3 separate regions of the Homo sapiens genome follow, and all the other regions are linked to region 2. Evidence: chromatin loops called from intact Hi-C (ENCODE). Cell type or tissue: heart right ventricle. All regions are shown on one strand.

Evidence for each region. A loop is a pair of places that touch in the nucleus more often than their neighbours do. Peaks named below come from ENCODE experiments on the same cell type or tissue, not always from the same donor. Only the 100,000 strongest peaks of a DNase experiment are listed, where the experiment ranks them.
Region 1: it touches region 2 in a loop (34-fold over the local background); 9 of 110 quality-filtered maps call a loop at or near these places.
Region 3: it touches region 2 in a loop (11-fold over the local background); 107 of 110 quality-filtered maps call a loop at or near these places.

Annotation. Positions count from the first base shown.
Region 1 is chr9:113,107,620-113,115,619 of GRCh38, reverse strand. FAM225B (family with sequence similarity 225 member B) reads left to right here and starts at 3,943. Exons shown (of 3, transcript NR_024376.1): 1 at 3,943-4,210; 2 at 4,604-4,710; 3 at 5,467-8,000. It overlaps FAM225A (family with sequence similarity 225 member A), which reads right to left and starts at 2,724. Exons shown (of 3, transcript NR_024366.1): 1 at 2,457-2,724; 2 at 1,957-2,063; 3 at 1-1,200. In heart right ventricle, CTCF peaks have their summits at 2,729 and 3,918; no DNase peak of the experiment used is centred here.
Region 2 is chr9:113,655,093-113,663,092 of GRCh38, reverse strand. The region is part of intron 2 of LOC105376223 (a long non-coding RNA gene); the gene reads right to left. Among named protein-coding and RNA genes, the nearest start is that of RGS3, 200 kb to the right of the region's middle. RefSeq lists a silencer at 4,874-4,953. In heart right ventricle, CTCF peaks have their summits at 4,735, 4,939 (motif pointing right), 7,305 and 7,507 (motif pointing right); DNase peaks (open chromatin) are centred at 4,932 and 7,532; H3K27ac peaks cover 2,284 bases.
Region 3 is chr9:113,442,999-113,450,998 of GRCh38, reverse strand. It overlaps a transcript of RGS3 not described here. Among named protein-coding and RNA genes, the nearest start is that of RGS3, 17 kb to the left of the region's middle. In heart right ventricle, CTCF peaks have their summits at 4,372 and 4,572 (motif pointing left); no DNase peak of the experiment used is centred here; H3K27ac peaks cover 1,771 bases.

The DNA of each region.
Region 1 (8,000 bases), 550 kb after region 2:
GAATTGAGTCTCAACTCAAGTCCCACATACAGGTCTTGGCTTTCTTTCCTGTTCCAACCCCAGAGAGGGCACCGATGCCCAGAGTGAGGGGACGGTTACTTGACCTCCAGGTGTGGAGCATCCCTGGCCAGCTGCTGGGAACCCCGCAGACCGAGGGTGTGGCTGGTACAGGGGGAAAGTGAGATCCTCTCCTCCTCTCTCCTGCCAAGAGGGGGCCAAGGAGAGAAGGGCCAGGGAAAGGTCCACTAACAAAACTGAGTGGGGAGGAGGGGTGACAGTCACAGCTTTCTACACGGAATCCTGCATGCCACAGGAAGTGTCCCCACCTGCTTCCATGCTGGGAACACAGTATTAGACCTCGGCACGAGCCACATGTCCCTGCCCACCCCTCGCCCAGAGGGGGATCAGGAACAGGAAGGAGTTTCCAGTGCCATGGACAAGCCCCGGGTGAGCACAGGATGGGGGGTCCTGCTGTGGTGGGTCCTGGGCTGACCGGAGCAGGCCCTAGAAGCAGGCGAGGTGCTGTGCAGTCTGCAGCGTAACTCTGAACTTGACAATGAGGTCTCCCCGCTGAGTGCATACCTTGAGGAAGAGAAGCATCTTTCCATGGAGTCTGCCCCATTGCCTGCCAATGGCATTCGTGCCCATCTAGAGGACCAGCCGCCGCCCCTGCTGGCTGCCAATGTCCTTTCAGGCAAACACGGCACCTTGAGAAAATGAGGCAGAGAGTGAGGGAAGGGTTTGAGTAGGAAAGTCACCAGCTGGTACTGACAAGGACACTGAGGGAACAGTGGTTCCATCTGAGCAGAAGTGTGTGCCAGGGCTTCTCTTGGAGCACAAAGACAATGCTGCAGGGATGGCTTCTGGCCTGGAAACTCCCTTTTTGGAAAGTGACCTGTGGCTCCAGGTAGCTGTTCTGTGTGCGACGGTGCTGAATCTTGTCCTTGTCCTTGGTGGGACCCCCTGTGCTCAGGGTGGAGGAGCTCTCTGTGACCTCCCTGGACCAGGTAGCGCCACGGGAGATCCCCTTCAGGCACTCTTGCACACAGGTCTGCCCCGCCATCTGCAGGAAGCGTGCGGTGTTCCCGGCTCTCCTTAGACACTCTCAGCAGCTGAAGTCACTCCAAGCATCCAAGGGAGGCTTCTCCCTGCACCTCTGGGTCATGTGGTCAAGGCCAATGCAGGGCAGAGGAGTGACCGCTGGAAAAGAAGAGCCCAGATGAAGTGCAGTCACCTACCTGAGGCCGGGCTCCCCTGGAAGTCCCCATGAAGTAAGTCTAGGAAGAAACCACCAGAGGGCCCCTAGATACCCAGTGGGGAGGGAAAGGGCAGTGCGGCTCGTCTTCATGGAGCGATTGCTACAGTGCTGGGATTTCATCACGCCTGCTAGCTTCATTAGTTACTATTCCCATGAAAAAGTAACACAGTAATGCAACATTTTATTTTATTTTATTTTGTTAATTTTTTTTTTGGACGGAATCTTTCTGTGTTGCCCAGGCTGGAGTGCAGTGGCAAGATCTCGGCTCACTGCAACCTCCACCTCCCAGGTTCAAATAATTATCCTGCCTCAGCCTCCCCAGTAGCTGGGATTACAGGCACCCGCCACCATACCTGACCAATTTTTGTATTTTTAGTAGAGACGGGGTTTCACCAGGTTGGCCAGGCTGATCTTGAACCCCTGACCTCAGATGATCTGCCCGCCTTGCCCTCCAAAAGTGCTGAGATTACAGGCGTGAGGCACCATGCCCGGCCTTAATGCAACATTTTAAAAATCAAAATTCATGCTAAATATTCCATTGTGAGCAAAATATCCACATTTTAAATCAAGCCATGGTCAGATCCTGTAACTGCAACACTCTGAGAGTTGTACAAGCGTTGGGCACGATGGGAAACTAAATTTTGGCAAATTCCATTCAACCTATAAAGTTGTCACCAAAGAAAAGGAAAAGTACTCACTTGCGGAATGTTCCAGACAGCTCCCAGGCACACTGCACTGCCAGAGATGGGGGATCTGCTCCCCGAGGACTGGGGCTTTTCCAATGAAGGCCATTTTCCAGTTTCGTCTAAAAGCACAGAAGGACTTCGTGAAATGTTTGGCTTCTTCCTAAGGGAAGGAGGTGCCTACAGCGTTGCCATCACTGCTGCTGGCCACAGGAAGATGCGTACATATCGTCCCGCCCTAAGATCGTGTTTTGAAAGTGGGCGACTTTGGAAATTAACTGAGGCTGTAACCGCAGAGCTGACGGGATGGGGGAGCTGCTCTGATGAGTCTCCAGAGCGGCCCGGTGACCGCAGGAGCTCTGAGTCATCAAAGACCGGGGCCAGGGAGCCTGGAAGAGGAAGGGCCCGCTGCTCCCGGGCCACGCCGGGACACATGAGTTAGGGGCAAAATTTAATGCCGCAACAAAGCGACTCATTTTTTTGGAACTGAGGCTGTTCCAGAACTTCTTACTCACTCTCGGCGCCGCCCCCGCGCTTCCAGGCCCCGGACCCGCCGCAAACACCGCTGGGCTTGGACTCAAACCGCGGTCCGGTCCCACCCGGTCTGGTCCAGTCCCGTTGGAGGCGGCGGTTGGGCTCAGCGCCAGGCGCGCGCCCTCTGCTGGCCGTTGGGAAGCGGCGAGGGAAGCGCTGAGCTCGCGGCCGAGCGGTGGTCGCTCGCCCCCTCGCGGGCTCTCCCGGAATCGCTGACATTCTCCGTCCCTTGCTCTCTGCTCCTGGCTGGGGATGCTCCATTTACATGGATTGGAATAGACCTAAGCACCACAATTACAAAATCAGTTATACGGTAATCAAAGCCTCAAAACACCAGGTAACCCATGTTCTAAATCACTGTTTGGGAGACAGCCAAACAGGTGAGTCACCTGATGAGAAATACCTGCCCCAACCTCTTACATGAAAGAAAAATTTGTAATACAATCAAGCTACTGGTCACTGTTTATTTTTATAATACCTACCAGTTTTAACAAAATACCATTCTGAAGAAAGTGTCACAAGATAAGTTCAAACAGAAGAACAGCAAATGCCATTTTATATCATTGTAATAGATCAAAGAATATTACAAATAATATTCATTCAAGGAATACAAATTTTCTTCTCTCTAAACATTTTTGTAACTCATAATGTACAAGATATTGTCAAAATAATTCCATGATTTTGGTACTAATATTTGCCAACCGGGGCAAAAGAGTTGCGATTTCTTTTTGAGCTGGGCAAACCATCTGTATAATTGATTAGAAAGAGCCACAAGTTTAACTTCCTCTACAGTTTTCCTGTGGGAAACGTCACATGAAGGGAAATAAAACCATATTTTCATGTAATGTAATTTTTTTTAAGATGGGGTCTTGTTATGTTACCCAGGCTGGTCTCTAACTTTGGCCTCAAGGGATCCTTCCCCCTCAGCCTCTCACCTCTCTCACCTCCAGCCTCCCAAATGCTAGGATTACAGGCGTGATACATCGCGCCTGGTGGAAGAAGAGCACTTCAATTTCACCCCTAAAAACCTCCCAGGCAAAGACTGTATTTCTTTGCCTTCAGATGGGGGCAAATTTTTGGAAGAACCTTTAGACAGCGATTCCCAAACAGGGACAAAGTAGATTTCCTGCTTTCATCTTCCTGATAGTGATCAAGGCTGGAGGGTAGTAGTTTCTCCAGGAGATCTTATCTCACGCACCACCATGGCCCTCCATGTCCAGCTGGTTGAAGCCTGCAGAATGTGGTGGTGGGAACAGGAGTCTTGGGTCTTCTGGATTTTGAGACTATGTCCTGTTTCCCAAGAGAACTAGGAGCAGGTCTTTGTATTCAGGCCTGACTAAGAGGAGATACTATTCAGATATCTACTATTCAGGTATCTCAAATGCATGAAGATGTCCTTACTTTTAAGCCATGGCTCCAAGGCGTATCCCAGGAAAGGGAGCAGGCAAGGCTGGAGCAGAGCGTCCCCAGCCAGGAGCAGAGAGCAAGGGACGGAGAATGTCAGCGATTCCGGGAGAGCCCGCGAGGGGGCGAGCGACCACCGCTCGGCCGCGAGCTCAGCGCTTCCCTCGCCGCTTCCCAACGGCCAGCAGAGGGCGCGCGCCTGGCGCTGAGCCCAACCGCCGCCTCCAACGGGACTGGACCAGACCGGGTGGGACCGGACCGCGGTTTGAGTCCAAGCCCAGCGGTGTTTGCGGCGGGTCCGGGGCCTGGAAGCGCGGGGGCGGCGCCGAGAGTGAGTAAGAAGTTCTGGAACAGCCTCAGTTCCAAAAAAATGAGTCGCTTTGTTGCGGCATTAAATTTTGCCCCTAACTCATGTGTCCCGGCGTGGCCCGGGAGCAGCGGGCCCTTCCTCTTCCAGGCTCCCTGGCCCCGGTCTTTGATGACTCAGAGCTCCTGCGGTCACCGGGCCGCTCTGGAGACTCATCAGAGCAGCTCCCCCATCCCGTCAGCTCTGCGGTTACAGCCTCAGTTAATTTCCAAAGTCGCCCACTTTCAAAACACGATCTTAGGGCGGGACGATATGTACGCATCTTCCTGTGGCCAGCAGCAGTGATGGCAACGCTGTAGGCACCTCCTTCCCTTAGGAAGAAGCCAAACATTTCACGAAGTCCTTCTGTGCTTTTAGACGAAACTGGAAAATGGCCTTCATTGGAAAAGCCCCAGTCCTCGGGGAGCAGATCCCCCATCTCTGGCAGTGCAGTGTGCCTGGGAGCTGTCTGGAACATTCCGCAAGTGAGTACTTTTCCTTTTCTTTGGTGACAACTTTATAGGTTGAATGGAATTTGCCAAAATTTAGTTTCCCATCGTGCCCAACGCTTGTACAACTCTCAGAGTGTTGCAGTTACAGGATCTGACCATGGCTTGATTTAAAATGTGGATATTTTGCTCACAATGGAATATTTAGCATGAATTTTGATTTTTAAAATGTTGCATTAAGGCCGGGCATGGTGCCTCACGCCTGTAATCTCAGCACTTTTGGAGGGCAAGGCGGGCAGATCATCTGAGGTCAGGGGTTCAAGATCAGCCTGGCCAACCTGGTGAAACCCCGTCTCTACTAAAAATACAAAAATTGGTCAGGTATGGTGGCGGGTGCCTGTAATCCCAGCTACTGGGGAGGCTGAGGCAGGATAATTATTTGAACCTGGGAGGTGGAGGTTGCAGTGAGCCGAGATCTTGCCACTGCACTCCAGCCTGGGCAACACAGAAAGATTCCGTCCAAAAAAAAAATTAACAAAATAAAATAAAATAAAATGTTGCATTACTGTGTTACTTTTTCATGGGAATAGTAACTAATGAAGCTAGCAGGCGTGATGAAATCCCAGCACTGTAGCAATCGCTCCATGAAGACGAGCCGCACTGCCCTTTCCCTCCCCACTGGGTATCTAGGGGCCCTCTGGTGGTTTCTTCCTAGACTTACTTCATGGGGACTTCCAGGGGAGCCCGGCCTCAGGTAGGTGACTGCACTTCATCTGGGCTCTTCTTTTCCAGCGGTCACTCCTCTGCCCTGCATTGGCCTTGACCACATGACCCAGAGGTGCAGGGAGAAGCCTCCCTTGGATGCTTGGAGTGACTTCAGCTGCTGAGAGTGTCTAAGGAGAGCCGGGAACACCGCACGCTTCCTGCAGATGGCGGGGCAGACCTGTGTGCAAGAGTGCCTGAAGGGGATCTCCCGTGGCGCTACCTGGTCCAGGGAGGTCACAGAGAGCTCCTCCACCCTGAGCACAGGGGGTCCCACCAAGGACAAGGACAAGATTCAGCACCGTCGCACACAGAACAGCTACCTGGAGCCACAGGTCACTTTCCAAAAAGGGAGTTTCCAGGCCAGAAGCCATCCCTGCAGCATTGTCTTTGTGCTCCAAGAGAAGCCCTGGCACACACTTCTGCTCAGATGGAACCACTGTTCCCTCAGTGTCCTTGTCAGTACCAGCTGGTGACTTTCCTACTCAAACCCTTCCCTCACTCTCTGCCTCATTTTCTCAAGGTGCCGTGTTTGCCTGAAAGGACATTGGCAGCCAGCAGGGGCGGCGGCTGGTCCTCTAGATGGGCACGAATGCCATTGGCAGGCAATGGGGCAGACTCCATGGAAAGATGCTTCTCTTCCTCAAGGTATGCACTCAGCGGGGAGACCTCATTGTCAAGTTCAGAGTTACGCTGCAGACTGCACAGCACCTCGCCTGCTTCTAGGGCCTGCTCCGGTCAGCCCAGGACCCACCACAGCAGGACCCCCCATCCTGTGCTCACCCGGGGCTTGTCCATGGCACTGGAAACTCCTTCCTGTTCCTGATCCCCCTCTGGGCGAGGGGTGGGCAGGGACATGTGGCTCGTGCCGAGGTCTAATACTGTGTTCCCAGCATGGAAGCAGGTGGGGACACTTCCTGTGGCATGCAGGATTCCGTGTAGAAAGCTGTGACTGTCACCCCTCCTCCCCACTCAGTTTTGTTAGTGGACCTTTCCCTGGCCCTTCTCTCCTTGGCCCCCTCTTGGCAGGAGAGAGGAGGAGAGGATCTCACTTTCCCCCTGTACCAGCCACACCCTCGGTCTGCGGGGTTCCCAGCAGCTGGCCAGGGATGCTCCACACCTGGAGGTCAAGTAACCGTCCCCTCACTCTGGGCATCGGTGCCCTCTCTGGGGTTGGAACAGGAAAGAAAGCCAAGACCTGTATGTGGGACTTGAGTTGAGACTCAATTCTGTAGAGTCAGGGGTGAGGAGGAGCCAGGCCTCCTGTGTGCTCTCCATACCCCAGAGCCGGGTGCCCAGTTCCATGGGTCCTGATGGACAGAAGGGAAGAACGGGGGGGCTGCTGCACCGTGGGTGGTAATGCAGTGGGAGCCACCTCCAGCTGAATGCCCAGGGACTCCTGGGGCTGCTGGCCCCGGGTCCCAGCAGTGGGTCCTGTTTCTTCTTTACTCTTGGAATGCAGGATCTGCCACACCAAAACGTCCCCTCCACATTTGGTGAAATAGGAAGCTCCATGGCATGTCTCCATCTTTCAAGGTGACTGAGAGGTTTATTTTCATAGGAGCCTCAGTGGCCTTGTCCGTACCCACCTCTGCACGTGGTTGCAGAAAGTGAAGGATTGTCAGGGAGCAGGGCAGACATTTGGTTTATCTGTGTCATTGGTCAAAGTTTTGTTTTTCCTCCAGAAGAAAAAGGCTTGTGAACATGCCACCGTATTCTTCATTCCTTCTTTTGGAAATGTATGAAGAACGGGTGGCATTTTGGAGTTATTGGCCTGTGAACAGCTGGCCCAGAGGAAGGGTTAGATGTGGGTGGGTGTGGCCGCCTCTGCCCCTCCCCAGCGCAGGTGTGCGTGGGCAGCCCAGGCAGGCGCTCAGGAAGGGTGAGGTGGAGCCCTGCACGCTCTGAGCACAAAGTCCTGGGATCCCTTAAACCCAAGCACTGCCTTGACAGCAGCCAGCATGGCTGATAGAAGAGACACAGAAGTCCAGCTGATGCCAGACAGAGGGCGTCACTAGAGAGCCGTGCTAGGTGGGGGTCATTCAAGTTGTCTTGGCGTATGCAGACGTTGCTTCTAGAGAGTCAGAAGCTCTATATGCGTAGTGTTGGAGCAGAATTTCGGGATAGTGATGGCAAGCCTCCTCCCAAGCCAGCTGGGGAGTATGGGGAGGGGGTGGCCGGAGGAACCTGGCATCCCCGGGTTAGGACCACAGAGGTGGCTCTGCCTGCAGCTGGGCCTCTGCCTCATCCTGACTCCCCCTGCTTTGGCCATGGCTCTTCTTGTCCTTCCTCTTCTCAGTGCAGGAGGACCCTGAATCAAATGCCTCATCCTGGTTTGCATTTTACCCTCGGATGAAGCTTGTGGCGAACCCCTGGACTCTGTGTCTCCTGAGTCTCTGCAGACCTCGGGTCCTGGACCCAGAGACTCTTCTCCCTGGGACAGGAGGCACTGGGGTGGGTGGACAGGGGTGGCCTGGGGCACAGTAGCTGACGGGGGGACTTCCTAGTTTTCTGGGCCTTTCCAACTCTGAGTGTGACCTTCCTATTCTTGATCACAGCCCCCA
Region 2 (8,000 bases):
TCTAACACGAGGGCAAAAGGGAGTCAGTCAATTGCTTTAAGAAAGGAGTCACATGATTCAGTTTGGACTTTATAGGTTCCTAATGCCAAGCACCATCTGGATAAGAAAAAAAATAGGAAGATTCTTCACAACTCTCCCACTCCCCATTCCCCAACCCAGGGCCCATGCCAGCCAGGACACTGGCATCAGGGCCATGCCAGCCAGGACACTGTCCTTCTCTAACCTTCAAAAGGTGCACAAAAATTAAAGAATGAGCCCGGGTGCAGTGGCTCATGCCTGTAATCCCAGCACTTTGGGAGGCCGAGGCGGGTGGGTCACCTGAGGTCAAGAGTTCGAGACTATCCTGGCCAACATGGCAAAACCCCATCTCTACTGAAAATACACAAATTAGCCGGGCGTGGTGGTGCACGCCTGTAGTCCCAGCTACTTAGGAGGCTGAGGCAGAAGAATGGCTTGAACCTGGGAGGCGGAGGTTGCAGTGAGCCAAGATCGTGCCACTGCACTCCAGCCTGGGCAACGGAGCAAGACACTGTCTTTAAAAAAAAAAAAGTTGAAGAATGAGAACATTGGCATTGGCAACAATGCAGCACTTTTGGGAGGTCAAGTCCTGGGGGGGCAGGAGAAGGAGGCAGGAGAAGGTTGCTGTGGCAGTGCCCCCGGGGGACAGTTCTGCCATCCTACATCAATCAACGTACATGGCAAACTGCACACCTCTCTGTGTGGGTGTGGGGTTGCCTGTCTGCTTTGCACTTTTTAGAAAACTAAACAGATCTTGTTTACTTCAATTTTATGTTCACTAATGTTTTAGAAAAAATATATGCTGGCGTTATGTGACTAATGAAGACCTGTAAGCATTTCAGTGGCATTCTCTAGTTGTTACGATGTTGTGCACTTTCCCCCATTTGAGATGAGAAGTTAGTTTGTCTCCCTTCTTTTCTTCTTGAACTTTGTTGATATCATCTGAGGTTTTGGGATCCAGGTTATAATTGTTACATTATTGGCCTTTTGTCATATAACTGCCCTTATAATTATACATTTGGACTTTTTGTATTCTGTTATGGCCAGATTTATAATAATTTAAAATTCTGTCTGTTTTAACTAAAATTAGTGTTGTTGCTAGTTCTTTTGTTGTTGTTGTTTTGTTTTTGTTTTTGTTTTTTTTGATATGGAGTTTTGCTCTTGTTGCCCAGGCTGGAGTGCAATGGTGGGATCTCAGCTCACTGAAACTTGCGCCCACGGGTTCAAGCGATTCTCCTGCCTCAGCCTCCTGAGTAGCAGGGATTACAGGCATGTGTCACCAAGCCAGGCTAATTTTTTTGTATTTTTAATAGAGATGGGGTTGCTCCATGTTGGTCAGGCTGGTCTCAAACTCCCAACCTCAGGTGATCCGCCTTCCTCGGCCTCCCAAAGTGCTGGGATTACAGGCATGAGCTACCGCGCCCATCCGCCAGTTCTTTTTATATCATGATTTCTTCATGCCTGTGCTCTTAATTTTGTTTCATCCCTCAATAGTTTGGAGTACTTCTTCCAGTAATTTTTTAAAAAAGAGGTACAGAGGTAGTATATTTTCTGAGCTGTTGCATATCTGAGAATAAATTTATCTTGCTTTCTTACTTAAATGACAAGTTGGCTAGGTCTAGAATTCTTGCTTTACAACATTTTCAAACTTCTTAGACGCTTTGCCGTGGTCTGATAATGGCTGTGGAGTGAAGTAGTTTGGAAAAGCACAGATGAAAGTCCTAGGCTGCCTATGGCCAAATAACAGCTCCGCCATCTGCTGTGTGACATTGGGCGGATTACTTAACTTCTCTGTGTCTCAGCTTGATCTGTTAGCAGAGATGATGATAACTGCACCTATCTCATAGGGTTATGTGGAGGATACAATGAGCGAATGTGTGCACAGCACTTAGTTTATGCCTGGACGTAGTAAGCCCGATATGCATGTTTGCCCCTATCAGTTGGCCATTTAGGATTGCTCTCCATCCCTTCCTCCCCACATCCTTTGTATATAGCTGCCTTTTCTGCCTGGATAATTTTTAGGACTTTTCCTTTTGCTTTCTAATTTGAAAATTTTGCCACCACATTGCCTGGAACGTAGGGAGTCCTTCTGATCTGCACACACAGTTCCTTTTTCAGCTCAGAAGAGTTTCTTGGTATTGCCTCTTTGACTACAATGTTTGTTTCTCTTGTTCTGAACTCTCATTAATGAACACCATTTTTCATTCACTGGTCATCTCTTCTTTCTTCCCTATTTCTTCAAAACGATCCTATTATCAATCATCATTTTAATGTATTTTTTTTCCTCTGTACTCTTCCTCCAAATCACCAATTCAATGATCTGAGGCATCAGTTAGGTCTGCTGTGACTACCACCAGGGTGGTCATTGTGCTTTTCTGGTTTCCTTGCAACCTGTCCTTGTCTCTCCCACCTACCTCCTTTTCCATCTCATCTTGTTGCTTTTTGCAGGCTTTCTGCCTTCTTGTGCTCTACTGAGGATGGCTGAAATGACCTGTGGTGGGTCATTTTGGAGGTTTGCTCACCCACCGTTTCCCTTGTGCTACAATTGTTTCATCCATAGCATCGATGTTGGTTTTTTCCTTCCTAACTCATCTGCACATGAGGCCAGATGATGGATCAGCTCTCTCTTCACTGACTGGTGAGCTTCTTCAGCCCTTCAGTGGGAGGGGAAGTTGACGTTTGCAAATAGCGGTCAAATTTCCAATTGCTAGCAAATTTCCATGTAGTAAAACTCTGCTCTTCTGTTACTTCCTCCTACCTCCATCGTCTGCGTCTCTGTATTTTGAGTGAGGTTGCCATGCACGTTGGACCAAGGTTGGGCAGAAGTTCCTTGTGAAAGCACTTCGGGCTTCTGTCTCAGTTACCCCATGTCGGTTACCTCCAAGACCCTGGCAAATGCAGGCATGACATCTAAAGAGGCTGCCCCTCCTCCCCACTCAGCCTCCTCCTTATGGTAGGAGACCCCAGAGCTTCAGTGACATCCATTTAAATTGGTAAAAACAAATAGTCACATAACATAAGCAGATAAACACCATCTTTCCTTTAATCCCCTGCAGGGCCAGCGGTTTGCTAATTCTGTTTCTCTTAGGCATAGGGTACAATGTGCCTATCCCTGCTGGCACATGTGTTCAGGGTATGGCTGCCTCCACCTCCCAGTTCTTCCCTTGGCACCAGCCTGGGGAAAGCCATAACACCAAGGGGCTCAGAACTGATGCCCTGGTCACGTGCCCCTTCAAGGTGACTCAGATCAGTGTGATGCCATCTTTCTAAACCCATCCCTACGGAAGAGTTCCTCTATTTATGGTACTGGAGTCACCTGTGACAAGGATTCTTGGCTTGGCCAAACTTTAGTCAGACTCCTGAACCTTCTCTTAGGCCCATCTGTGCACTTCCTTATGAAGTCCAGTTTTAGAAAAAGAACCCTGCTAAGTCAGTGTAACCAGAAACCCCCGTCCTTGACATCTGATCATCCTCCATATCTGATCAGGTTCCTCATCCACCACCATCCCCCAGCAGATGTCTGATCTCCCTGGCCTGCCTTCAATGACAATCCCCAGAATCCTGTTAAATAGGTTTAGCCAGAATCCCCCTCACCCTGAAGGTTTCCTCTTGGTAATTTTCCATCCACTGACCCCACCCTGCCCCTCAGCTGTAAGTCCCACCTGCCCATGCTGTCTTAGAGTTGAGTCCAATCTGTCTCCCTGTTGCAATGGTCCCTATACCTACATCAAGAGTCCTAACTAAAGTCTTTGTTACCATGCTTTTAACAAGTATCATTGAAGAGTTTCTCCTTTAACCCCTGCATGAGAACCACCTGAATCCTGAAGCCCATCCTGAAATGTGCTGAGTCACAACCTCTGGTGGGTCTGCCCAGAAGCCCTCTCTTATTTTAATGCCATATCAAGTTTGAGAACTACCCCCTAATAGGGTCTTGAAGCTCTATTTTTGGCACAGCCCACGTCTCTTGATGGAAAAAGATTTTGCTCCTAGTCTGAAGCATAGTTCTCACATTGGTCCGTTCTCCAGGCACGTAGAGGGCTGGCATTAGACTCTCCGTGTTTATTTAAGGGGGATGATTTGGGGGGAGCAGAGAGGGAAGCAGTAACCTTGGGAGCAAAGCATGGGTCATGGCCCAGGCTTTTTTTCTGCCTCTACATCCTCAGGAGACTTTTCCCTGGTAAGATTGTGCAGATACTGTGGCTTGTGTACGGCTCACAGCTTAGGCACAAACAATGGAGTTCATTAATTCTCATTTCCAGGCGCACCTTCACCACCAATCCAGGCAGGCCCCCTCCACACTTTGTTTTATTGAATTCTCTCAGTGCCCCACCCTGCCCCCACCACTTCCTACCAGCATTAGCTGTAGGAGGATGACCAACGGGAGAGATTGCTCAGGCCTGAGGGGTTTCCTGGGACATGGGACTTTCAGAGCTCAAACTGAGGAAGTCCAGTGAGGAAATCCTCTCTCACTCTCTCACCCCCTCCTTCTTTCCCTTCCTCTCTCCTTTCCTCCCTCCCTTCCTCCCTCCCACATTCATGGAGCATCCGTCTGTACTGGAGATGAGCACAGTCAGGGCTCTGCCCTCAAGGAGCTCGCTGGGCAGTGGGGCACTGGGGAGTGGGGCGCTCCAGGCACAGGAGTCAGCCCTGAGAAGTCCTGGAGGTATTGGGTGCAGCAGAGTGGGACAGAGAGGATTAACGGAGCAGTGGAGAGGTCAGGCCTGCATCCTACTCCAGGCCCCACTCATTACCCACAGCACCTAGCAAAGCCATCCACTTGTCCTAGGGTGGGGCACAAGGCTCAGGGATGACTACACGTTTCCCAGGAGCCCTGTGGATTGGGCCCGGTAGCTTAGCTGGGACAAGAACCAGGGAAAGGCTTCAGCCACTGACTGGTGCCATTTGGGAAGTGGCCACAAGGTGGTAGCAGAGGATCGGTGGCGTCACCTAGCTACAACCCCAGAGCTCTGGTGATCTGGCTGTGGCCGTAGATAGCTGAGCCAGTCTCTGTGCCAGATCCTGGGACAACGTGGTCACCACTCTGATGAATGGAGAAGGTGAGAGTCAAGGTGTCAGAAATGCATGTACGTGCATGTATGTGGGCACATGTGTAAGTATACGTATGTCCATGCATGTCGTGGTGTACGCATATGATGCCTATATATGTATTGTGTGTGTGTGTGTGTGTGTGTGTGCAATGTGTACATGTGCATGTATACATATGTGGGCATGGTATACACATGTATATTTGCTCACATGGGTGTGCTCACATGTGCACACCTATATACAGATATGCATGCCTTGTGTGCACACGTGTGTTGTGCTCATGCGTGTGAGCATTTGTGTATGTGTTGTGCATATGTATGTGTGCATGGCTTTGTATGTGTATGGGCATATGTGTGTGCATATGATTCATGCCCATGTGTAGATATGTGTGTGTGTGTCTGTGTGCACAACATGTGCATGCGTATGTGTCTGCATTGTTGGCTCCCCCATCCCGAGCCTTCCAACGGTCTGTCTCAGGGATGACAGATGACTGAGCTTCCGAGGAAGCCAAGATGACGGACATAAAGCTGCAGCTGAAGATTGTTCAGGACTCGGCCAAGCAGCTGCCCACAGCCAAAAACTATGCGTGGAAGGCCTGCCAAGCGCTAAGCCACCTGTGCGCTAAGCCAAGCACAGGGAAATGTACAGCGTGTGGAAGGTGTTGTAACCACCAGCAATACAGTATTGCTGGTGGTCAGGGAAGACCTCTGTATGAAGTGACCTTTCAGCAGAGACAGGAAGGAAGTGAGGGCTCAAGGCAGGCGGATGTGGACGGGGAGGGTCTAGGCACTCCTGGGGCAGTGCTGTGTTTGGGGCAATCAAGCAGCAGCAAGGGGTGGGTGAATGAGGGGGGAGCTGGAGAAATTAAAGTTGGGGGTGGGGGCACGTGATTCTGAAGCCCACCTGGGTCCTGGCCACCTTTGGTTTCATCTCCGCCCCCTGGCTGCCCCTCCCCTCTCACCTGGATGCCTGCAACAGCTCCCCAGCCTGGGGAAGAAGCCCGGAAGCTTCGGGTCCTGATGCAGCCTCATTTTTCCTCCTTCCAAGCCTTGGCGCCACCCTCTCCCCCGCCCCTGCCGTTCCCTTGGCTTCTTCTGCTCCCACTGAATTGTACGTCTGAATCCCACTCAACCTTCCAGGCCCACCTCACCCCTCACCTCCTCCAAGAAGCCTTTCCTGCCTTCTTGGAGGGGAAGCCTCCCACCTCACAGCCCAGTGTGGGTTGGTTCTGTCCCCACGGCTAGCCCATCAGGATTCCTGAGGATAGGGGCCCTCCACAGCACCCTCTCCTCCCCATCCTTTCCAACTCATGGGACAGGAGGCTATACAGTCATCTTGGAAGATCTGAGGGCAGGAGACTGTCCAGGATGGTCTACTTGGCTGGGCTGGGAGGAGAGTAGCACACTGGGTTTGTGGCCACCATCCCCAAGGCCCTGGATGTCAAAACTTCTAAATTTTGTCTTACAGTGTTAAAGGGCAGGCTCTGGAACCACATTGCCTGGATTGAGTCCTAGCTCCACCACTGAGCAGCTGAGTGACCTTGGGCAAGCTACCTAGCCTCTCTGTGCTTTATTTCCCCATGTGCAAAACAAGGATAATAGTAGGGCTGTTGTAGCATATATGTAAAAAGCGCTGAGTTCAGCAGCACATGGCAGAGCAAGGGCTTATAGAGTTATTAGCTACAATTGTTACTACCAGGTTCAAATCTAGCTGCATCTCTGTGATCTTGTACAAGTCAGTTAACATCTGGACCACCAAAGCCCAGCCACTGTCCCCTGGCATCTTGAGTGTGCTTGTGCACACACACACACAATGGATTTTGTTTTGTTTTGTTTGAGACGGCGTCTTGCTCTGTCGCCCAGGCTGGAGTGCAGTGGTGCGATCTTGGCTCACTGCAACCTCCACTTCCCAGGTTCAAGCAATTCTCCTGCCTCAACCTCCCGAGTAGCTAGGACTACAGGTGTGCGCCACCACACCTGGCTGATTTTTGTATTTTTAGTAGAGATGGGGTTTCACCACGTTGGCCAGGCTTGTCTCGAACTTCTAACCTCAAGTGATCTGCCCGCCTCAGCCTCCCAAAGTGCTGGGATTACAGGCATGAGCCACCGCGCCCGGCCCACACAAAACGTTTGTTCACTTGTTTACTATCTGCCTTCCCTATTGCAGACCTGAACGTAAGCTCCATGAGGCAGCGCGTTGCCGTTCATCAGCGAAGCACCAGCTCCCAACAAAGTGTCTGGCAAATAATAGGTGCTCAGTCATTATTCCACAAACAAATGAACAAATGTGGACCTTCTTCATTTGTCAAACAGGGGATGATCATTCCTCTCTCACAAGGCTACTGTTGGAAATGAACGAGATCACAGCACATGGAAGCCACACTCAGTTTTCCTCCACGAGTGGGAGAAGCATCTGGGGACGGCTATCTTGGAAGTGGACGCCAGGAGGCAGCAAAGGGCCAAGTCACTCAGGACACACTTAATCCTTGCCAAGGATTTCCAACCCGCCAGCAAGCAGGAAGAGGGAGCAGAAAAGAGACGAGGGGGGCCCTCTTGCAGCTCCTGCCAAGTGCCAGGGAGCTGTAGGCTCTCGTGGAGCAGATTGATGCACCTCACTCGTTCCTTCAGCAAGCCTTAATTGAGTCACAGAGAGGTAAACAGACAGATTCTCACTCTTGTGGAGCTCTGAGCCTAGCAAGGAGACAGTCTCTCGACACAATTAAAGGAAGCTGTCTGCGCTGAAGGCAGCAGGTCTTCAAGTTTCCTTGAGCACAGTGACCCTGTATTTTAGGCTGAGATGTGATAGCTGAGCAAGAGTTAACCAGGTGAAGAGGAAGGGAGGTGGTGAGAGCTTCAGACAGAGGGAACAGCCTGTGCAAAGGCCCCAAGGCAGGAAAAGGCAAGTTCATTTCATCTTTGGCCCAGAGACAAAAAGTG
Region 3 (8,000 bases), 210 kb after region 2:
ACCATATTGGCCAGGCTGGTCTTGAACTCCTGACCTCGTGATCCGCCCGCCTCAGCCTCCCAAAGTGCTGGGATTACAGGCATGAGCCACTGTGCCCGGCCTGGGGACCCCTTATTTTGCCCTCACCACACTGCTGAAACTTCATTCACTCCGCAGTCACCATTGTCTTCCTCATTATGCAGACCACTTGCCTATTCACAGTCCTCATCCCCCTTGCCTGAGTTTTCCTGCTGCTTCTCTGACAACTCTTCTGTTTTCTGACTCTGCTTACCTTCTTGTGTGTTCCTGGCTGTGGCCTTTAGTCCTCTTCCCTCCTCAATATTCTTTCCCTCTGAGAGCTCATGCACGCCTATTGCTGCGCTCACCTGTTCTAACGACTCCTAGATCTCTCTCCATTCCCAGGGCCCAGCACCACCTCTGCCTTGACACACCAGCCACCAGTCTCCTTTCCCTCTGCCTCCACCCTTCTCTCTGACTGCTCACCTAGACTGTAGTGCTCACTGTCTGCTTCCATATCTTTCTACCCAACTAGACTGTGAGCAGCTCCAATGCAGTGACTGACGTGTTTTCTTAGTATCTGCCTACTGCCAAGCCTGGGGCCTGGCACATGCTTTAAAAAGCAAAATCTGGCCAGGCACGGTGGCTCATGCCTGTAATCCCAGCACTTTGGGAGGCCAAGGCGGGTGGATCACGAGGTCAGGAGATCGAGACCATTCTGGCTAATACGGTGAAACCCCGTCTCTACTAAAAATACAAAAAAAAATTTAGCTGGCATGGTGGCATGTGCCTGTAGTCCCAAATACTCAGGAGGCTGAGGCAGGAAAATCACTTGAACCCGGGAGGCGAGGTTGCAGTGAGCCGAGATCACGGCACTGCACTCCAGCCTGGGCAACAGAGCGAGACTCTGTCTCAAAAAAGTAAAAATAAATAAAATAAAAATAAAAAGCAAAATCTGGCCAGGCATGGTGGCTCATGCCTATAATCCCAGCACTTTGGGAGGCCGAGGTGGGCAGATCACCTGAGGTCAGGAGTTCAAGACCAGCCTGGCCAACATGGTGAAACCCCATCTCTACTAAAAATACAAAAAAATTAGCCAAGAGTGGGGGCGGGCACCTGTAGTCCCAGCTACTCAGGAGGCTGAGGCAGGAGAATCACTTGAACCTGGGAGGCAGAGGTTGCAGTGAGCCAAGACTGAGCCACTGCACTCCAGCCTGGGCAACAGAGTGAGACTCTGTCTCAAAAAATAAAATTAAAAATAAATAAATAAAAAGCAAAATCTGGCTTGGGAATTTGGTTCTAAAATCAGTGTATAAGACATAAATCATGAATAACCACAGTTATCCTTAAATAATCCCTATGTCAACCATAAAATACACATGGTTGACATAAAATGAGGAACAGCAACTTGACCTTCCCCATCTCACACTCCCTCTGGGACGTATTTTCAGAGTGGAAGAACTGGAACAGCTCCCATTAGTTGCAGTGCATCTTCTTTGTCACTCCCTCCCACTTGGGCTTTCATTTTAACCCCACACATTGACGGAATTCTCATAAGTAAAATGTATATATAACCACAATTTCATTGTAAAGGTTTGATTAATGATCTCTATCTTTCCTTAAATTGGTTCTTCCTCTTGACTTCACATTTCCGATAATAAAGCACCTCACTCCTCCCTTTCCCTCACTCTTCCTTTCTGGTTTCCGGGTTCTGGTTCATTCTTCCTTTGCATAGTATCCTTTTGTCTCCATTCTTATTGACATCTACATAATTCAGGCCCTGATCACCTCCCATCTTGATTTCTATGATAGCCTCCTAACTGGTCTTGCTGTTCTCTCTCCAATTCATGTTTCACTCTGCCATTAGATTAGCATTTTCTAAGGCATTGATTTAGTGCTATCACTCCCTGATTCAGAAGCCATCAATGTCTTCCCATTGGCTATCAGAGTCGAGGCCCTGCACAATCTAGTCACAAGCTGTCTTCAGTCCCACTCCTACTCTTCTGAGATAGGAACACTATGCTCCTTGCCTGCTCCCCAAACTTTTCCCACCTATGTCACTTCCCTCCACTTCAAACGCCACCTCCACAAACATCTTCACTTGCCAAAACCCAACCCAGCCTTAAATGGTAATATCCAAAGTGACCTCTCCTTCTTCTCATCACTGTAGTTCTTTCTTTGTACCACTTACCTCACACTGCTGGATTATAAGTACACTGAAGAAAGAAGACACATCATATATATTTTTTCATTTATTCACTCATTCAACATATATTATTAAGCACTTACAGTGGGCCAGGCACTCAGTGAGGTGCCGGATATTTATATAGTGAAGACAGAGAGAGCTCTGCCACTCGCAGAAGTCAGTCTGGCAGTAGAGGGTGGCAACAGACAAGCTGTGAACCCCAATAGTGGCTATGAGAGAAAAAGTGAAAGAGGAGAACTTCATCTTGACAGTGGTCAGAAAAAGCTTATTCCCAAATAAGTCATATGTAAGCTGAGACCTAAAGAATGAGTAGAAAATAGCCAGGCAGAAGGGGGAAGAAGAAGTCGAAGAAAAAGTACCAAAAAAAAAGTCAGAAGGTAAGAGAGGACATGGTTCATTAGAAGAACCTAAAGAAAAAAGTCTTGGCTAGAGCACATAGAACAAGGTGAGAGTGAGTGGCAATGGGGCTGGGGGGAGAGAAGCCAGGTCATAGCCCTGCCTTGTGAGGCTTGTAAACCAAGTGAAAGAGGTTAGGCTTGATCCTAAGGGGAAAGGAGAGTTTTAAGGAAAGATGTATCATGATATTCACATGGTGGAAAGATGGAAGAATGGATGGTCGGGGTAAAGATCAGGGGTTAGGCTTGGCATGGTGGCTCATCCCTATAATCACAGTACTTTGGAAGGTTGAGGCAGGAGGATGGCTTGAGCCCAGGAGTTTGAGATCAGCCTGGGCAACATGACAAAACCCCATGTCTACAAAAAATATAAAAAATAGCTGGGCATGGTGGCACACACATGTAATCCCAGCTACTCATGAGGCTGAGATGGGGGAATAGCTTGAACCCAGGAGGTCGAGGCTGCAGTGATCTGTGATGGTGCCACTGCACTCCAACCTGGCAGCCTGGGCAACAGAGCGGGACCCTGTCTCAAAAAAAAAAAAAAAAAAAGACTAGGGGTAATGCAATAATCCAGATGCAAGAAGACAGAGACCTGGACTAGGGTAATAGCAGAAAAAGCAGAGAGAAGTGGATAGATTTGGATGCTGCACCTAATATGACTTGCTAATTAACCGAATTCAGATGGACCATAAAAAGAAAAGGTCAAAGATGATCACACAAACTTGACCACTGCTTTGTACATAATAGGTGCTCAATAAATATTTGAGGAATGAATGAATTTATAGCAAATAAATGAATGAGCAAATAAAACAATGAATGAGAGGCAGAGAAGAGTTTTTTAAAAATGATTTTTGAAGATTCCTTCTAAGGCAAAGCCATCCCAAGAAGTAATATAGACCCCCAAAAAATTTTATACATATATATTCAATAAGTAAAAGGAACCATTTTAAATATAGGGAATTCTAATTACACTGGCATAGTTAAGGCCAAAAATATAAAGTAGACATTTCTACCTTATTTATCTTCAACCCTTGCCTATATATATATATATATATATATATATATATACATATACATACATCAGAATTTATTGGTTTACACCCTCCCTGTATTTTTCTTTTTTTTTTTTTTTCTTTGAGACAGAGTCTTGCTCTGTTGCCCAGGCTGGAGTGCAGTGGTGCAATCTTGGCTCACTGCAACCTCTACCTCCCGGGTTCAATCAATTCTTCTGCCTCAGCCTCCCAAGTAGCTGGGACTACAGGCACGTGCCACCACACCCAGCTAATTTTTCTGTATTTTTAGTAGAGACAGGGTTTCACTGTGTTAGCCAGGATGGTCTCGATCTCCTGACCTCGTGATCCACCCACCTCGGCTTTCCAAAGTGCTGGGATTACAGGCGTGAGCCACCGCATCCGGCCCCTCCCTGTATTTTTTAAAGGATGAAATCTGGCCAAGGTAAGCTTAGGGGATACAAAGAATTATAAGTGCCTCAGATCACTTTTGATATTTCTGCCCTTCCAAATACTGCCTTCCTGAGTCTCTGCCCAACTGATAATCTGTCAGGATCATCAACAGCTCCTAATTCCCAAAATCCTAGGCCTTTTGGACATGTGCCACCTTTTTTGCCACACTCTTGGAATGGTCCTTTCAATGGTCATCAAAATTGTTCAGAGTTGGATTCATTCATCAAGCATTGATCAAGGGCTTCCTACACGCCACCTGAGGTTGTAACCATGAAAACAATAGGCACAGACCCTTCTCTCGAGGAACTACCAGTCCCCTGGAGCATTTAAATTTACATATGTAAATTTATATATGTAAATGATGGAATGTGTTTTTCTTCATTTACTCATTAAGACGTTTCTTTGGTTGTGGGGACACTGGCCTCAGAAATTACCAGAGGCCTGCAGTTATTTGAAAGGTGTCAAGGAAAGCATGTCATTTTCATAATGTAATATCACCACCTAGTGGTTCCAGAAAACTTTACCAATTGATCCAGGAAAATTTTCTTACAAAGCTATATTCCTGGGAATGACTCTCCACCATTTCTCCAGAACTTTTCTTTTCTCTATCAAGATAATCTAAGGGATGATTCTCTAATATGTATTAGATACCCAATATCTGTTAAATAAATGCATATATACAAGGACAAATGAATTTCATACCCTGGTACCTTATGTCAATGGAAAGAGAAAATTTAGAAATTCCTTCCCAGATTCCTCTGGACTTCTAATCATTTCTATCTAAGAAGGACCTTCTAATCATTTCTATCTAAGGCCAGAGGTATTACTGTCCTTAATTTATCAAGCAATTCCTTTAGTGCATTTGAATAAACTGATTTTTTAAGTGTCACTGTGTCATGGATGAAACCCTCACTCCCTCCCACCAAACCCAAGGGGTTTTCTATAATTCAAAAACATTCTGGGCACGGTGGGTCACGCCTGTAATCCCGGCATTTTGGGAGCTCAAGGTGGGCGGATTACTTGAGGCCAGGAGTTTGAGTCCAACCTGCCCAACATGGAGAAACCCTGTCTCTACTAAAAATACAAAAATTAGCTGGGCTTGGTGGCACATGACTGTAAACCCAGCTACTCAGGAGGCTGAGGCACAAGAATCGCTTGAACCCAGGCGGCGGAGGTTGCAATGAGCAGAGATTGCGCCACCGCCCTCCAGCCTGGGCAACAGGGGGAGAGTCTGTCTCAAAACATACAAAAACAAAATCAATGAAGAACAGCATATGTCACCCCAGAGGTTGGGACCAATACCAAATCAAAGTCCAGCTGGCTCTGAGTATGGGCCTAGAATATCTGAAGATGCTTTCATTGATTATTGCTTCTACACAGGTGTCAAACTGGGCCAGGTGTCACTAGGAAGTGTGCTTAGAAAATTATGGTAACCCAGGCCAGGCACAGTGGCTCACACCTGTAATCCCAGCACTTTGGGAGGCCGAGGTGGGCAGATCACCTGAGGGCAGAGTTCGAGACAAGCCTGACCAACATGGAGAAACCCCGTCTCTACTAAAAATACAAAAATTAGCCAGGCATGGTGGTGGGCACCTGTAATTCCCAGCTACATGGGAGGCTGAGGCAGGAGAATCGCTTGAACCCGGGAGGCGGAGGTTTCGGTGAGCCGAGATCACGCCATTGCACTCCAGCCTAGGCAACAAGAGCAAAACTCTGTCTCAAAAAACAAAAAACAAAAAAAAAAAAGAAAAAGAAAATTATGGTAACCCAAAGCAAGTGGCCTGTCTCTAGCAGGGATCACAAAGTAGCAAAGAACAAAAGAAACTAAGGACTAGTTTCTTGGAAATATAAGCCTCTTAGAACCATATTCCAACAGGCTAAATCTTAAGTCTTTTTGTTGGTTTAAATAAGTAAAGTGAATCTCCAAGCAATACTGGCTATTAATTAAGCCTTACTTCTGCTTCCTTAGGCCCAGATGGTGGGGAAATGGCAGTTAGCAGCAGTTACCTGGCTCCTCCTCTCTCAGAACATTGGGAGGCTGAAGCAAGGGGTTCACGAGTACTCCTCCCCTTCAGTCAATTCTTTTCTACATAGCCGTGTCCTTCCTTTCAGTCTAAGGGTATCCCAGTCTCAGCTGTACATTAAAGAGAAGGAGTAGGAGAGGTGTCAGGATACAGTGGATGAAGACAGGCTGAGCCAAAGTTCTAAGCCCAGGCCCCTTTACTTGCTCACCTTTGACTTTTGGCCTCTCCAGCAGGGCCACTAGGTCTGTTGTGAAGGTCGTGGACCAACTCTAGGGATGCTGCTCATATTATAACCATCTTAGATTTGTACAGTCATTGAGTTAATTTTCAACAGATGATAGTAAAGTGTTTTAAAGGGTGTCTTTTTCTAATTCACTCAAAGGCCCCAAATGGGCTCTCATCAGCCCTGTATTCTGAGCCTAATTTATCAACTGGATACAGTCCACATCTATCTATGTAGTTGGCCAGAGAACCAACTGAAATAGTGAGTGTAAAGCACCTTGAAAACTAACATGGTTTGGAGATTATATTTCCCAGGGTTCTGTTTGTGATTGTCTAAATTTGAGGGATTGCTATGTGAAAGGTAAAACAAGTTTCAGTCTGCAAGTGTTTTATCTCCCTTTGAAAATAGACACAAAAGCTAGCATTCAGATAGTGCATATCTTCTCACTCAAAATCCACCAGGATTCAAAAAGTAACTGTGTACTCATCAACAGGACTTAAAAGAATGTTCCAATTTCTGAGAGTTGCTTCACCAATAAAGTAGTTGAATTTGTTATAAAATAGTTATACCTTCTCTTCTCTGCCTAAGTCTTTAGATAAAATAAGCAAATGGAAGGCAAACCCTGCCTTGTCCTCATCCCTACCACTGACCATTAGGAATTGGGTTTGCTCCAGTGGACAGGTCTGAGGGTAGGCTAATAAGAAGTGAAGAAAATTGTAGGCCAGGCACGGTGGCTCATGCCTGTAATCCCAGCACTTTGGGAGGCCGAGGCAAGCAAATCACCTGAGGTCAGGCGTTCGAGACCAGACTGGCCAACATGGCGAAACCCTGTCTCTACTAAAAATACAAAAATTAGCCAGGTGTGGTGGCAAGCACCCTGTAATCCCAGCTACTCGGGAGGCTGAGACAGGAGAATCACTTGAACCCAGGAGGCGGAGGTTGCGGTGAGCCAAGATGGTGCCACTACACTCAAGCCTAGGCAACAGAGTGAGACTCCGCCTCAAAAAAAAAAAGAAAGAAAGAAAATTGTAAATTTTTTAAACCCAGCCCACATAAGTCATTCTGCAATGCAACGCACATTCAAGAAATAATTATGAGAGGAGGAGCCAAGATGGCCGAATAGGAACAGCTCCGGTCTACAGCTCCCAGCGTGAGCGACGCAGAAGACGGGTGATTTCTGCATTTCCATCTGAGGTACCGGGTTCATCTCACTAGGGAGTGCCAGACAGTGGGCGCAGGCCAGTGTGTGCGCGCACTGTGCGCGAGCCGAAGCAGGGCGAGGCATTGCCTCACCTGGGAAGCACAAGGGGTCAGGGAGTTCCCTTTCCGAGTCAAAGAAAGGGGTGACGGATGCACCTGGAAAATCGGGTCACTCCCACCCGAATATTGCGCTTTTCAGACCGGCTTAAGAAACGGCGCACCACGAGACTATATCCCACACCTGGCTCAGAGGGTCCTACGCCCACGGAATCTCGCTGATTGCTAGCACAGCAGTCTGAGATCAAACTGCAAGGCGGCAACGAGGCTGGGGGAGGGGCGCCCGCCATTGCCCAGGCTTGCTTAGGTAAACAAAGCAGCCGGGAAGCTCGAACTGGGTGGAGCCCACCACAGCTCAAGGAGGCCTGCCTGCCTCTGTAGGCTCCACCTCTGGGGGCAGGGCACAGACAAACAAAAAGACAGCAGTAACCT